2 separate regions of the Homo sapiens genome follow, and region 1 is linked to region 2. A link is an interaction called in ENCODE POLR2A ChIA-PET data of the cell type or tissue named here. Cell type or tissue: OCI-LY7. All regions are shown on one strand. Links, peaks and the distances in the headings refer to the core of each region. The heading gives the core; the rest is flanking DNA.

What was found. ChIA-PET counts read pairs that join two places held together with the same protein. Peaks named below come from ENCODE experiments on the same cell type or tissue, not always from the same donor. Only the 100,000 strongest peaks of a DNase experiment are listed, where the experiment ranks them.
Region 1: POLR2A ChIA-PET joins it to region 2 with 22 read pairs; 4 of 35 experiments call an interaction of 5 or more read pairs at or near these places.

What each region holds. Positions count from the first base shown.
Region 1 is chr11:48,129,831-48,138,166 of GRCh38, forward strand. It overlaps PTPRJ (protein tyrosine phosphatase receptor type J), which reads left to right. Exons shown (of 25, transcript NM_002843.4): 8 at 629-886; 9 at 6,209-6,466; 10 at 7,173-7,451. Among named protein-coding and RNA genes, the nearest start is that of MIR3161, 37 kb to the left of the region's middle. In OCI-LY7, for the core only: no CTCF peak of the experiment used is centred there; no DNase peak of the experiment used is centred there.
Region 2 is chr11:47,916,793-47,925,128 of GRCh38, forward strand. No RefSeq gene overlaps it. Among named protein-coding and RNA genes, the nearest start is that of PTPRJ, 60 kb to the right of the region's middle. In OCI-LY7, for the core only: no CTCF peak of the experiment used is centred there; DNase peaks (open chromatin) are centred at 1,479 and 3,819; H3K4me3 peaks cover 732 bases.

The sequences.
Region 1 (8,336 bases), core at 175-8,174, 210 kb after region 2:
CACACTACAGGTATAAGAAGGAGGAAGGGCAGAAGGTTGTGCCCCACCCTTAAAGGACACTTCCTAGAAGTCACCCAGTACCTCTGCTCATGCTTCGTTGAGCAAAACTTAGTCACATTGCAACATCTAGCTCCATGGGAGCTGGGAAATGTGGTCTTTGTTTCCAACAGGTATGCACACACAGGGCTAAAAATCTGGGTGGGTATGATGAAGGGAAAATGGGGGAATGGATTTTGGGGGTCAAGACTGGTCTCTCTCTGCTGTCCCTCCCTGAACAGAGGCTCTGGGAGGCTAGTAATGCATTCGAGATAAAGCAGCCAGTGTGGCCAAGGTTCTCCTCCAGAGCCTGAGCCCTTGACCACAGGAGCTCACGCCTCCTCTCATTTCCTGTGAATGATTGTGTGCAATGTAAGCACAGAGCTTCTGCACTCTCATGATCAAGTGCTCTCTCCATGGCCAGAAACAGCAGTTTCTGAGGGGCTCATGTTGTAGGTGATGATACAAAGAAGACAGAGAGAGGGATCAGGTGTCCTAAGTGTACATTTCATCTCAGTATTTTCTGAGGTGGGGCATCCCTGTCTCCTGGAGAAGTATATTTTTAATCTAGTTGTTTACTTTCTTTGCATAGCCCCTGTTCCAGTTTCTGACTTCCGAGTGACAGTGGTCAGCACGACGGAGATCGGCTTAGCATGGAGCAGCCATGATGCAGAATCATTTCAGATGCATATCACACAGGAGGGAGCTGGCAATTCTCGGGTAGAAATAACCACCAACCAAAGTATTATCATTGGTGGCTTGTTCCCTGGAACCAAGTATTGCTTTGAAATAGTTCCAAAAGGACCAAATGGGACTGAAGGGGCATCTCGGACAGTTTGCAATAGAACTGGTAAGCAAATAGGCTTTTCTGTTAAACCATCATGTTTCTTAAAGGAAATCAGTATAATTAATAAACATAATGTTTCCAAATATTGTTTTTCTTTTAATTATCTAAGAAAAAACTTTAAAAATTTTCATAACACTAATGCTTATTTATTATATGAAATACAGACAAGTAAGTAGAAAAAACTTACATGGAAACCATCAAGCAGAGATAATCACTTTTGATGTATGACATTTTACAATTTTTAAACATATACATATAGATACACAAATATATGTGTGAGTATACATATATTTAATACATATATATTTAATATTTAATACACACACACACACACACACATATATATATATATATATATTTTTTTTTTTTTTTTTTTTTTTTTTTGAGACAGTCTTACCCTGTCACCCAGGCTGGAGTGCAGTGGCATGATCTTGGCTCACTGCAACCTCCATCTCCTGGGTTCAAGTGAAGCGATTCTTGTGCCTCAGCCTCCTGAGTAATTGGAATTACAGGTGTGCACCACCATGCCTGGCTAATTTTTATAGTTTTAGTAGAGACAGGGTTTCGCCATATTGGCCAGGCTGGTCTTGATCTCCTGATCTCAAATGATCTGCCCACCTCAGCCTCCCAAAGTGCTTGGATTACAGGTGTGCGCCACTGCACCCAGCCCACAAATATATATTTATTTCTTTCACAAACATTGAGGCCATCTGTACATGTGGTTTTGTAATCTGCCTTTTCCCCAACTTGCCAATTAATTATGAATATTCTTTCCTCTTAATAAAATATTTCTACAGGATGATTTGAACACCTGCCTGGAATTCCATCATCTGAAACAGAGTTGGCAGATAAGAATGGCCCCTATGCCAAATTTGGCTCATTGTCTGTTTTTGTAAATAAAGTTTTATTGGATCACAGCCATGTTCATTTGCTTATGTACTGTCTATGGCTACTTTGGTGCTAGAATTGAGTAGTGGCAGCAGAGAACGTGTGGCTTGTGAAGCCTGAGATATTTATTTTCTGGCCATTACAGAGAATGTTTGCTGACCTCTGGGCTAGATCAGTGGTTTTCAAATTGTGGTCCAGGGCTCTCTAGGGATCCCTAGGTTCTTTCAAGGGGTCTCCAAGGTAGTATTATCATAACAATACTAAAATGTTATTTGGCTTTTTCATTCTCATTCTCTTTTGGAGTTTTCCAACTTTGATCCGATATGGGATGACATTGTCTCTCAGGTCTAATGGAATATATGCTGTGGATTCTTACATTTTAAAAATTTCTTCATTTTAAATCCCTGATATAGTAAATATTAATAAATATAACCTATGTAAATACAAATTCTCTGAGAGCCTTAATAACTTTTAAGATGGTAAAGAAGTCCTGAGAGCAAAAAGTTTAAGAACCTCTGGTCAAGATGTGTTAGAAATTAACTACTGTGCTGTGTTGGGCAGGTGGACTGTTCACAGTCTTTCCTAAACAACACTGTGATGAGATACTTTGTTAGTTCTAGAAGGCTAATTGAAATTGATAAAATCATTTTATAGTCAGCTACGGTGGCCTGCACCCATCGTCCCAGCTACTTGAGAGGCTGCGGCAGGAGGATTGCTTGGCCCAACAGTTGCAGACTAGCACCAGCCTGGGAGACCCTGTCTCAAAAAAAAATTTTTTTTTATAGAAACAGTTTAAATTATTAAATTATTTCTAGGCCTACAGGAGAAACTTCTGGGAAATCCTAGAGAGTAATGTTCATTATTGTTGTTTTAAAATTTTGAAATAATTGTTTTTTGGAAAGGTTGAAAAACATACAGTCTTCCTTGATCTAAGATTCAAGATAGTTGAAATCTTTTATACAGAGGGTAGAATAAAGATATACCTAATGTAAATGATGAGTTAATGGGTGCAGCACACCAACATGGCACATGTATACATATGTAACAAACCTGCACGTTGTGCACATGTACCCTAGAACTTAAAGTATAATAAAAACATATATATATATATAAAAGAAATGGGACAGATTCCTTGAAACACACATGAAATGAGTTACGCTTTTGAGATTCTCCTTGAAGAAGCTTCTTCAACTGTGCTGGTTGGGTTAAGCACCGATAGTCACTCAGAGGATCTGCTTCTGAAATAAGGGATCTACTAAAATGCATCCCTCAGATGAAATGCAGTATTCCCTTTGCAAATCTGCATTTCAGACTGTTGACATGACGTCTTAACGTCAACATGTTTCTTCTGTCTTTTAAGGATGTGGATAATGGTAAGAGGATCACCACTGAGGGAGATGCATGATGTTGTGCTACTTGCTATTGCCCAGAACTTACTGTAACAATAATATAATATGCTGGGGGTCTGCGAAGTGCTGAGTGCTCTCATACTGCATTTTACATTTTTAACACAACTTCATGGAGCAGGTATTATTATCATTTCTGTCTTACAGAGTAAGAAATGGGGGCTCTGCAAACTTAAGTAACTGGCCCAGAGTGACAAGGTGGCAAACTGACCTGTGTCTGCTGTCTAAGACCAAGTGCTTAACCACCATGTAGATTGACACTTTGATGTGGTACAGCAGTAAAGTTTAGTATTAGTGAGGAGAGGGCATCTCTTTTACTATAGTTTATTGTGAATATTCTTTCCTCTTAATATCAGTATTTCTACAGGGTAATTTTAACACCTGCCTGGAATTGCATTGTCTCAAAGGACCCGTTTCATTCAATGGTCCCATTGAATGAAAGTCAAGAAGGCTTGCTATAAGATCTAAACTCTTAGGGGGGTTACCTTTCTATTATCAAATAACCTTTATTGTTATTGGAAAAAGTCAGCTTAACAGCATTAAAAGCAATTTCAAAAAAAGGAAACGAATACCATATGATCCAGTAATTCCAGTCCTATGTATATCTCCAAAAGAATTGAAAACAGGCCCCTGGACAGTTATTTGTACATCAGTGTTCATAGTAGTAGCATTGTTCACAGTAGCCAAAGGTGGACCCAAGATCCCATCAACAAATGAATGGATAGATAAAATGTGGTTCATCCATACAACAAAATACTATTCAGCCATAAGAAAGAAAGAAATTCTGATTTATGGTACAACATGGATGGATCTTGAGGACATTATGCTAAGTGAAGCCAGACACAGAAGGACAAATACTGGATGATTCCACTTACATGAGTACCTAGATTAGGCAACTTAATATTCTACAGAAATTAGAATAGAGGTTACCAGGGGCTGTTCAGAGGAGGGAGTGGGCATTATTGTTTAATGGCTACAGTTTATGCTGGGGATAATGACAGTGTTTTGGGTACAGGTAGTGGTGATAGTTACACAACATTGTGAATATTGATGATACCGAATTGTACACTGACAAATGGTTAAGATGATAAATATTATGGTATGTATGTTTTACCACAATAAAAATGAAAAGGAACAAATATCTCTATTTTTCTAACCCAACTGAATTCCTTTTCTCTCTGTGTCCACAGTCATACATTTTGCTTGTATACTGTAATTATTATACAAATACTTTTATTTTGTATTTGAATTTCTTTTTACTCAGTCTATACCACAACTTTCCCCTATAGTTAGCATGGCCTTCATATTTTTAGTGGCTAAAGAGTATTTCATCATGCAGCCAGATCACAGTGCCCACAGCCCTCCCCATGTTATTGAATATTTAGGTTGTTTCTAGGTTTTTATGTTTATAGACAAAGGCTGCCTTTCATGGGCTTTTGTCTGTGGAATCCCTTTGACATCAGGAATCTGCTGGTAGGAAACAAAGGCTCCTCCCAGTGGCTTCTCTGTAAGGAGAATCCACTTAAAATTAAAAAAAAAATTAATTTTGGAGTAGATAGTACGTAAACATGGCACAATTTTTTTTGTTTTTTGGACAAGGTGTTTGCAGTGAAAGCATTTCCCTTTTTTGTCCCCTACCTGCCCATTTCCTCTCCCTGGAGGTGACGTTTGTTGCCAGGTAAAGAGAGACAGGGTTGAAAGCCGCGGTAGAAAATAGGCCCAGCCTCCGCGGTTACTTCCGGGCCTCTATGTAGGCATCCCTGGTGCAGGTGGCTGAGTGGGCAGCGGGAGATGATCGGAGGATGGGCTCCTGTGGGAGATTCCATTTCTGACTCTGCTCTGAAGGTGCAGGGTGTGCCTGTTTTCTTCCCTTCCTCATCCGTCCTCAAATGCTGCAACTTAGTAAAGGTCAGCTCTCCATTTCAGTTTTCCTCTTTGGTATGTAAGGCTGTGTCACGGGAAGATGTTTCCTTCTGAGTGACTGATTTAAAAAACACAACAAAACAAAAAAACCTCTTTATTGAGATATAATATACATACCGAAAAGGGATGTATCCTCAGCACATAGCTTCATGAACTTTTACAAACTGAACACATCTTGTTACCAGCACCCATATAAAAAAACTGAATGTGATTTCCACTTCAGATGACCCCTTGAAGGGCTTTTTTTTTTTTTTTTTTTTTGAGATGGAGTTTCGCTCTTGTTGCCCAGGCTGGAGTGCGATGGCGCGATCTTGGCTCACTGCAACCTCTGCCTTCCGGGTTCAAGTGATTCTCCTGCCTCAGCCTCCCAAGTAGCTGGGACTACAGGCATGCACCACCACGCCCGGCTAATTTTGTACTTTTTTTGATAGAGACGGGGTTTCTCCATGCTGGTCAGGCTGGTCTCAAACTCCCGACTTCAGGTGATCCGCCTGCCTTGGCTGCCCAAAGTGCTGGGATTACAGGCGTGATCCACCGCGCCTGGCCTTTTTTTTTTTTTTTTTTTTTTTGAGACAGAGCCTCATTCTGTCGCCCAGGCTGGAGTGCAGTGGTGTGATATCGGCTCACTGCAACCTCTGCCTTCTGGGTTCAAGCGACTCTTGTGCCCCAGCCTCCCGAGTAGCTGGGATTACAGGCGTGTACCACCACACCCAACTAATTTTTGTATTTTTAGTAGAGATGGGTTTTCACCATGTTGGCCAGGCTAGTCTCGAACCTCTGACCTCAAGTGATCCATCTCGGCTTCCCAAAATGTTGGGATTACAGGCATGAGCCATTGCACCCAGCCTAAGGGCTCATTTTTAAGACAACAACAAAAAACTGGAGAACTGGTAAGATAAACTGGGAAGTTCATGTGCGTCACAGAAGAGCTGAAATTCTTGAGAGCACTGAGTGTGTGCATTTCTCAGCTCGATTTTGGAGTGTGCCTTTTGTGAACTCATTAGAAAGCGTAATGGCAAAAGAGCAGGTCCTCTCGACAGCACTTGGAGAGGAAGCTGGGCGTCATGATAGTAACAGTTTTCCCTTCTCCTTCCTTTCTTCTGAGCAGTTCCCAGTGCAGTGTTTGACATCCACGTGGTCTACGTCACCACCACGGAGATGTGGCTGGACTGGAAGAGCCCTGACGGTGCTTCCGAGTATGTCTACCATTTAGTCATAGAGTCCAAGCATGGCTCTAACCACACAAGCACGTATGACAAAGCGATTACTCTCCAGGGCCTGATTCCGGGCACCTTATATAACATCACCATCTCTCCAGAAGTGGACCACGTCTGGGGGGACCCCAACTCCACTGCACAGTACACACGTAAGTCTCTTAGGATGCCCTTCTAAGGAACAGCCTCTCTAACTGTCTCTTGGAGGAGGCACTGGTTAAATGATGGCCAGTGTGCTTCTGGGATCCAGGTTGACTCTGAAACTGCTGAAGTTGAAAACATTGGTCTCAGCAATGGTTCTGCTGTCACCATGGGGCACTGTTCTTCAAGCTATGTGAACTTAGAATTGTCATTAGAAGGAAGAAATGATTCCTTGGGAATGGTGACTGAAATGGTTCTAGTCATTCCTTGAGAATACAGAGTAGAGAAGGGTCACCTTGTCATGTTGGTATTGGAAGATACTGCCCAGATGAGGAGCTTCGCCTGCAACAGTTAGGGAGGTGTTTTGCGAATATTTGAATTAAATACATGGTAAAGATGTTAGTTTGTAATATGTTTTTAGTATATTTTTCTCCATCTATTAGATTTAAAAAACAGATTAGAAATTAAATGTTAAAAATATATTTGAAATAAACTTGAAGTATTAAAAGAAGCCTAAATTAAACTTCTTTTGAGACTTAATCTGTATAATTATTTTCTTGATGTGTTTTTGGGAAGTTTTCCATCTTTTGAGCCAGCAAATACTAGTTTTATTCATTCTTTCTAAAACGAGCCAGGCTATTTTTGGATATAGTAAATAGTCCTGGAATTCTACTTAATCTGTGCTTTTACATGAATTGCCTTTTTTTTAAAATCAAGGGCCCAGCAATGTGTCCAACATTGATGTAAGTACCAACACCACAGCAGCAACTTTAAGTTGGCAGAACTTTGATGACGCCTCTCCCACGTACTCCTACTGCCTTCTTATTGAGAAGGCTGGAAATTCCAGCAACGCAACACAAGTAGTCACGGACATTGGAATTACTGACGCTACAGTCACTGAATTAATACCTGGCTCATCATACACAGTGGAGATCTTTGCACAAGTAGGGGATGGGATCAAGTCACTGGAACCTGGCCGGAAGTCATTCTGTACAGGTGAGTGTAGCCCCAACTGCCTCTTGGACTCCTCCCTGAGTGGTGCTGACCTTGCAGGTCAGTCCTCCCAAGTCTGTAGTTTGTCTGGTTTTGTGTGATGTGCAGTGATGGACATTGAGCTTTCCGAGGCATCCTGTTAGCTTATCGGTGCTGTCTCGATGCCCTCATCATTTCTGCATTCAATAAATATTTATTGAGCATATACCATATGCCAGTCAAGTCCTTGCCTTCTTGGAACTTTTCGAAGGAGGAAGTGGGATGTTTACCTAGAGTGCTCAGGAAAGGCCTCAATGACAAGGTGACTTTTGAGCAAAGATCTGAATGAAGGGAAGGAGCCAGCCATGTGGATATCAGGGCATGAGAACATTACAGGCAGAGGCCTGTGCAGAGGGGCCTGTGCAGCATCACCACTGTATCTGGAGGCTGGAGGAAGAGCAGGAGGCAAGGGTGGGAGGAGTGGACCCGCAGGAACAGGAGGATATAGGTGGGAGGTGAGGCCTGAGTGGGGCTGAGCCAGGATGTGGATGATATCTGGCATTGGTTTGTCTTTTGTGCTGGAGAAGATGAAAAGTTTATTGAAATGATGCCCAGCCTTTGCATCCTTCTTGATCCTCACCTATCTCACAACTGAAAATGTGTGATAAAGAGAAGAGCCCTCTGTGTAATTGAGGATGCTTTCAGGGCAGCCCAGGAAAGGCTTTGCAGACAGTGGTGGGCACTTCTGCTCACAGTGCTGACTGTGGCACCTTTATCACTCAGCACCCGTGCACTACTCATTTTCTGCCCTTCTCGCTCCTACCTCTTCCCTTTTTAGCCCAGGCCATTCAGATATGTTCAGGCTGATTTGGAAGTGATGGTCTCATGGGATCAGCCTCCCTGGTAGTA
Region 2 (8,336 bases), core at 188-8,187:
AAAGCCTGAGAAAAATGCAGCTGGGTCAGGGCTGCCTCTGTTGCTACTACTAAGGAGATAGGGGTGCCAGAGGGTATTCTTCAGCTTTGACAAGCATCCCAATCTGCAAGGCTGAAGGGGCCATCTGTCTACCAACTTAGAGGTTAAAAAAAAAAAAAAGGAGTTATGGCTCACACTGTAATCCCAGCACTTTGGGAGGCCGAGGCGGGCGGATCACCTGAGGTCAGGAGTTCGAGATCAGCCTGGCCAACATGGTGAAACCACATCTCTACTAAAAATACAAAAATTAGCCGGGTGTGGTGGTGTGCGCCTGTAATCCCAGCTACCCAGGAGGCTGAGGTAGGAGAATCGCTTGAACCCGGGAGGCAGAGGTTGCAGTGAGCCGAGATCATGCCACTGCACTCCAGCCTGGGCAACAAAGCGAGACTCTGTCTCAAAAAAAAAGACCCTGGGCCATTTGCTATCATAACATAAAAGCAGTCAGGGGCCATTGTTGGCTGAGTACTGACCTGGGTCACCTACTCTCTGCATGGCTTTAAGGACTCACCTCCCCAGTTTGGGCCTTGGTTTCCTTGTCTGAGATATGGAGGAGATGGGTGAATCTTTGCTACTTCTCTTTGCAATCTGTACTTTATGAGTTTAGGAATCTTGAGAAGTTTGTGAGCCTTCCAAGACTTCCCCCTCCTCCCCTGTTAGCAGGATATTGGAGTTATATTGTCGAGGGGTTTACGTCACTCGATTCACATTTTCCTTTTTTTTGGGACAGAGTCTTTCTCTGTCACCCAGGATGCAGTGCAATGGCACGATCTTGGCTCACTGCAACCTTCGCCTCCTGGACTCAAGTGATTCCCATGCTTCAGCCTCCTAAGCAGCTAGGACTACAGGTGCAGGCCATCATGGCCAGCTAATTTTTTCTATTTTTAGTACAGGTGGAGTTTCACCATGTTGGGACAGGCTGGTCTTGAACTCCCGGCCTCAAGTGATCCGCTAGCCTTGGCCTCCCAAAGTGCTGGGATTACAGGCATGAGTCACTGCGCCTGGCTCAGATTCACATTTTCTTCCTTGTTTATTCACATTTGTGAACAGCTGGCCAAAATCAGGCGGTGGCTTGGAGTTGCAGAGGGGGCAGGATTGGACCCAGGACCTTGTCTGTAAAGCACTTCAGCCAGCCTCCAGTCCTTGAGTGGTGCTTTGCAATCTTGTGAAGCATTACATGTGAAAAGCCTATCCAGCCTGCTACCCGCCCCAGACCCTTTACTGGCCAGAGGAATGTGATGCTCCGATTGGCCAACCCTGAGTCACATGCCCACTCTTGGAGCGGAAAGTGAAGTGAACTCCAGGAAATGAATTTCTTTGAGGAGCAGAGCCTGAAAAGGGTGTGTAGCTGGTGCCCTGATAATAAGCCGGGGATGAAGACACCAGAACGAAGGGTAAATGGATGCCAGGTGGCAAAACCACACATGCCCACCCTTCTGGTTGCTAAGCAACATTTTGTTTTTCTGCTCTGGTTCCTCTTCTGTTCTGCAAAGCTCGCCTAGCACAAGGGCTGACCATTCTGGAGTTGGAAGAGGGCCAAACCCAGGGGCCTTGAGTGAAGTGTAAAGAGATCTGGGCTGGAGATTTGGGTTTTAGTCCTGATATTGCCACGTACTTTCTTCCCTCCCTGAGTCTCAGTTTTTTCTTCAGCTGTAAGACGAGGAGACTGAATAGAATCTCTGTGGGGTCCTTGCAATTTACTAGGCTGGGTTCTGGGCAATGTCACAGGCAGTGGGGGCCTCCTGTGCCTCTCATATTATATCTTAGAAGTGAAGGCAGCTTTCTCTGAACATGGGCAATCCCTGCCATGGAACGTGGCTTGCTAGAAAGTGCCTCAATCTTGGCATTAGATGATTTGTTTTGGTTTCTGATCTTAATTTTGTGTTTTTTTTTTTTTGTTTGTTTGTTTTTGAGACTGAGTCTCGCTCATCACCCAGGCTGGAGTGTGGTGGCACGATCTCGGCTCACTGCAACCTCCGCCTCCCGGGCTCAAGCAATTCTCCTGCCTCAGCCTCCTGAGTAGCTGAGACTACAGGCGCATACCACCATGCCCAGCTAAGTTTTGTTTTTAGTAGAGACGGGGTTTCACCATGTCGGCTACGCTGGTCTTGAACTCCTGACCTCAGATGATCCACCCACCTTGGCCTCCCAAAGTTATGGGATTACAGGTGTAAGCCACTGCACCCAGCCCCTGTCCTTAATTTCTGACTCCTCCTAATACCTGTGCAACCCAGGCAAATTACTTAACCTCTCTGAACCTTCTCATATAAAGTAGAGTTAAGGATAATCCCTCAAAAATTGTTGAGAGAATCAAATGAAACAATGGATGTGAAAGTGCTTTGTAAGCCCCAAAGTGCTGTGCAAATGGAGGGCCCATCCACCCAGGGTCCCTGTCTCCCAGGCCATTGTGGTTCTGGGACTTGGTGCTCCTGAGAAAAGGCTAGTGCCCACATTCAATGAGCATGAGTCATTCCACAGTGCATGTCTTTTAGTTGTATTTATTCTAAACCTTGTGTTTCTGCGTGTAAGTGCCACATCAGGGGGTGACCTGAAGCAACTGTGAGGATGGGTGAAAAACAAAGGTCACTGATTATTCCAAATTTTGCACAATCTATCCTGGAGTCTTGGTCTGGGGGCCCAGGACCCAGCAGCTGGCAGTGAGGGAGCAGGAAGCCAGGCCCTGCCCTTCTTTTCTGAGCATTCTGTCCCTCCGAGCAAGCCTTTGGACAGAAGCCTCCCTCTGACCTGTCTAGTGGGGCTGGGATAGCTGCATCCACTCTGATACCTCACAGTCATCTCAAATTAACATGTATGTTTTAGGAAGCTGGGGAGGGAGGATCACTTGAAGCTAGACGTTCAAGACCAGCCTGGGCAACAAAGTGAGACCCTGACTCCACTAAAAATTTAAAAATTAGCTAGGTGTGGTTGTGTGCACCTGTAGTCCAAGCTACTCAAGCAGCTGAGGTGGGAGGATTGCTTGAGCCCAGGAGTTTGAGACTGCAGTGAGCTATGATCACACCACTGTACTCCAGCCTAGGTGATAGAGTAAGATCCTATCTCTAAGAAAAAAAAATTAACACCTTCAAAATAGATCTCTTGATCTTGGTCCTCACCTCCAAGATCAGTTTTCACCCAGTTTTGTAAATGTCACCTACAGCCGTTCAGTCTCTCATGCCAGATACCTGTGACCCTGAACATCTCTCTCTTTTATCCTGCCACAATCCATCATTAAATCCTAACTATTGGCCAGGCGCGGTGGCTCACACCTGTAATCCCAGCACTTTGGGAGGCTGAGGCGGGCAGATCACAAGGTCAGGAGATCGAGACCATCCTGGCTAACACGGTGAAACCCTGTCTCTATAAAAATACAAAAAATTAGCTGGGCCTGGTGGCGGGTGCCTGTAGTCCCAGCTACTCCGGAGGCTGAGGCAGGAGAATGGCATGAACCAGGGAGGCGGAGGTTGCAGTGAGCCGAGATCGCGCCACTGCACTCCAGCTGGGGGATAGAGCGAGACTCCATCTCAAAAACAAAAAACAAACAAACAAAAAACCTAACTCTTCCCCCTCTAAAGCATACTTCAATTCCACTCATTTTTTCCCATTCCCATTACTACTACCCCTGTCTGAGACACTGCCATTTCTTACCTAACTAGTAACTTGTAGCTAGTTTTTCCATTTGGGGTCCTGTTCCATTCCTCCAAGAGGAAATCTGCGGTTGAAGACACTAGTAAGAAGGGTAAATGGATGCCAGGTGGCAAAACCACACTTCCCCACCCTTCTGGTTGCTAAGCAACATTTTGCCTTTCAGTTCTAGCTAGTCTTCTGTTCCTCAAAGCTCTTCTAGTACAAGGGCTGACCTTTCTGTAGTTGGAAGAGGGCCGAACCTAGGAGACATTGAGTGAAGTAGAAAGAGAGCTAGGATGGAGATTTGGGTTTTATTCTTGGTTTCCCAAATGTAAATCTGATGGCATTACAGTCCCTCTTACAAGTCTTCGAAGACTGATACATTTGGAATGACACCCAAGGTCCCCAGTGTGGCCTGCAGAACCCTGTATGGTCTGGCCCTGCCCACCTCTTCAGACCCCGCCTCCTCTTACTGCATACTCCCCATTTTTCATTTTTCCTGACACTCCAGCCACTGGCCTTTTTTTTTTTGAGATGGAGTCTCGCTCTGTCGCCCAGTCTGGAGTGCAGTGACGCGATCTCAGCTCACTGCAACCTCTGCCTCCTGGGTTCAAGCAATTCTTCTGCCTCAGCCTCCTGAGTAGCTGGGATTATAGGTGCATGCCACCATGCCAGGCTAATTTTTGTATTTTTAGCAGAGACAGGGTTTCATCATGTTGGCCAGGATGGTCTCGATGTCCTGACCTCGTGATCCATCTGCCTCGGCCTCCCAAAGTGCTGAGATTACAGGCATGAGCCACCACGCCCGGCCTGCCACTGGCCTTTGTCCATTTCATGAAGAGGCCACATTCCTGCACATGCCAACATCCCACAGTGCTTTCCGCTACTGGGTCTGCTCTTCCTCCTTTTTGCACATAGCTGCTTCTACTTATCTTTTAGATCTCAGCTGAAAAAGCTCAGGTTATCAGAGTCCTTCCCCAATCATACTAGCCAAGTAGTTCTCCTGCCCTTCCCCACCTCTGTCCAGGTACTCTCTTTTGGCAGTCTTTGTTTTCTTCATAACCCTTACCACAATTCATATTTATCATTGTGTTCATTTAGTTGCTTATTGCCTAGCTCCACTAAGTGCTCAATAAATATCTCTCTTTTTTTTTTTCTTTTTGGCTGGGTGTGGTGGCTCACACCTGTAATCCCAGCACTTTGGGAGGCTGAGGCAGGGGGATCACTTGAGGCCAGGAGAAGTCAGGAGTTTGAGACCAGCCTGGGTGACATAGCAAGACCTCATCTCTACTAAAGATATAGATATAGATATATATAGATATATATCTATATCTGTATATATATACACATACACACACACACACACACACACATATATATATATTTTTTTAGAGACAGGGTCTCACTCTATCACCCAGGCTGGAGTGCAGTGTTATAATCACAGCTTGCTGTAGCCTCGACCTCCTAGGCTCAAGTGATCCTCCTACCTCTGCCTCCTGAGTAGCTGGGACCCCAGGTGTGCACTACCATGCCTGGCTAATTTTTTTTTTTTTTTACACAGAGCCTTGCTCTGTCACCCAGGCTGGAGTGCAGTGGCACGGCCTTGGCTTACTGCAACCTCCACCTCCCAGGCTCAAGCAATTCTTCTGCCTCAGCCTCCCAAGTAGCTGGCACCTGCCACTGCCACTGCACCTGGCTAATTTTTGTATTTTTATTAGAGACAGGGTTTCACCATGTTGGCCAGGCTGGTCTCAAACTCCTGACCTCAGGTGATCTGCCTGCCTCGGCCTCCCAAAGTGCTGGGATTACAGATGTGAGCCACTGCGCCCGGCCTTTTTTTTTTGTAGAGATGGAGTCTGTAAATATTTATTGAATGACAGAGCAAACAACAAAAATTAAAGACTCTGCTTCTGTGTCTTCTTTGGAAGATTTTCCTCAAAGATGCTACACTGTGAACCACTAATTCTGAGCACCCCATGGGACCAGGAATAAAGAGAGATGCTGGCACAAGAAATGGTAACTGGCCTACCTCCCTTCTCTAGCCCTAAGAGTACCCACCCAGTGCTGAAGGGGCTTGTGATGCCTTCTCTCCCTTCTCTCTGCAGTGGGATAAAGTGCCTGGCTGTATATCAAGTTAGTAGGCTGGCCTATCTCCCTCTGTTGCCCAGGCTGCAGTGTAGTAGCATGATCTCTGCTCGCTGCAGTCTTGACCTCTCAGGTTCAAGTGATCCTCCTGCCTCAGCATCCCCAAGTAGCTGGGACTACAGGCATGCACCACCATGCCAGGTTAGGTTTTTTTTTTAAATTTTTTGTAGACATGAGGTTTCACCATGTTGCCCAGGCTGGTCTCAAACTCCTGGGCTCAAGCGATTCGCCTGCCATGGCCTCCCAAACTGCTAGGATTATAGGCGTGAGCTACTGAGCCCAGACTCCCTGTCTGCTCTGTTGACCCTGACCGTGGCCTTCCCTCCCACACATCCACAGGTGCAAGTGCCTGGATCCTCAAGCCCTTCTGAAATGGCTTTCAGGCTGGGTGCAGTGGCTTGTGCCTGTAATCATAGCTACTTCAGGAGGCTGAGGTGGGAGGATCACTTGAGCCCAGGAGTTTGAGGCTGTAGTGAGCCGTGATCATGCCACTGCACTCCAGCCTGGGCAAGAGAGAGAGAGAGAGAGAGAGAGAGAGAAAGAGACCTTGTCTCTAATAATAAATAAATGAATAAATAAATAAATAAATACATAAAATGGCTTTTAGGAAAGGATCCCATACATTTTGGCACACTGGTGAATAAGAACAGGCTGTATATGCCGGGTGCGGTGGCTCACGCCTGTACTCCCAGCACTTTGCGAGGCTGAGGCAGGTGGATCACTTGAGGTCAGGGGTTTGAGAGCAGCCTGGCCAACATGGTGAAACCCCATCTCTACTAAAAACACAAAAATTAGCCAGGTGTGGTGGACACCTGTGGTCCTAGCTACTCAGTAGGCTGAGGTGGGAGAATCCCTTGAACCCAGGAGGCAGAGTTTGCAATGAGTCGAGATCGCACCACTGTACTCCAGCCTGGGTGATAGGTCAAGACTCTGTCTCAAAAAAAAAAAAAAAAAAAGAAAAGAAAAGAAAAACAATGGACTCAATATGTTTCATAACAAACTAAAATAATAAGCTAGGATACTTGAGGTGACAAAGGAGTTTTGTGACACTTCCTACAGGACTGACTATGTAACTTACAGGGCCTGGAACAAAATGAAAATATAGATCCCGTGTTGGAAAATTATTAAAAATTTCAAGACAGTGTCAGCAGAGCATTCAGCCACGTGCAAGGGCACCTCTAAACTGAGATTGCACACCCATGACACTGGCCCTGCTTGCTGCCTTTGGAGGCAGGCCAGGAGACTCATTTAGATTTTCTGGGCTGGCCCTGCTCTCTCTGTGGACACTGCAACTTCCCAGAGATCCTTTTCCTGCCAGTTCAAGAATGATACTTGTTCCACACACAACTCTCTGCAGCCAGGATAGACCAGGCATACAAGAGGCTGCTGCCACTTCTTTTTTTTTTTTTTTTATTTGAGATGGAGTCTCGGTCACCCGGACTGGAGTACAGTGGCATGATCTGGGCTCACTGCAGCCTCCATCTCCTGGGTTCAAGCTATTCTCCTGCCTCAGCCTCCTGAGTAGCTGGGATTACAAGTACCTGCCACTATGCCCGGCTAATTTTTGTACTTTTAGTAGACATGGGGATTCACCATGTTGGCCAGGCTGGTCTTGAACTCCTGACCTCAGGTGATTCACCCGCCTCGGCCTCCCAACGTGCTGGGATTACAGGCATGAGCCACCGTGCCTGGCCTGCTACCACTTCTTGACCAAAAATTTCCCTCAGACTCAATGGTTTATAGCTGTCAGCTGACTCAGAGCAGAGCCGTTTATTTTCTTTTATCTAGAAGCTTAGGGAAGCAGGAAAGTTGTTTTTGTAAGACTCCCTAGAAGGTAAACATGATGACATTTTTTTCATTCTGTTTACAGGACATATTGGCATGAAGGGAATTTCTGTTGCCACCACATGCTGCTGTTTACCTGTCCTTCACACACCTCCAGCCAGCCAGTGGGACAGCTGCTGCAGTAGCCCAGTCTTCCAGAACTTGACCTTTTTTTAGGGGAGGGGAGCGGCGTGGAGAGGGAGAGTGTGGGCAGGCCCAGGCGGGTGACTCTGAATAAGAGTGGGAGGGGACAGTAGCTTGTTTCCTGAAAGCCACCAAAGGAAACTCTGAACTTCATTCACCAAATTTTTCAATCAATATATATTTATTTAAAAAAATTGTGACTAGAGGCTGGGTGCAGTGACTCACACCTGTAATCCCAGCACTTTGGGAGGCCGAGGCAGGTGGATCACGAGGTCAGGAGATCAAGACCATCCTGGCCAACATGGGGAAACCGCATTTCTACTAAAAAGACAAAAATTAGCTGGGTGTGGTGGCGTGCACCTGTAGTCCCAGCTACTCAAGAGGCTGAGGCAGGAGAAACGCTTGAACCCAGGAGACGGAGGTTGCAGTGAGCTGAAATCATGCCACTGCACTCCAGCCTGGGGCACAGAGTGAGACTCCGTCTCAAAAAAAAAATTGTGTATTTTTTAATCGATTTTATTTTTGAATAGGTACTGTATTGTTGTGGTTTAAAACTCAAAAGT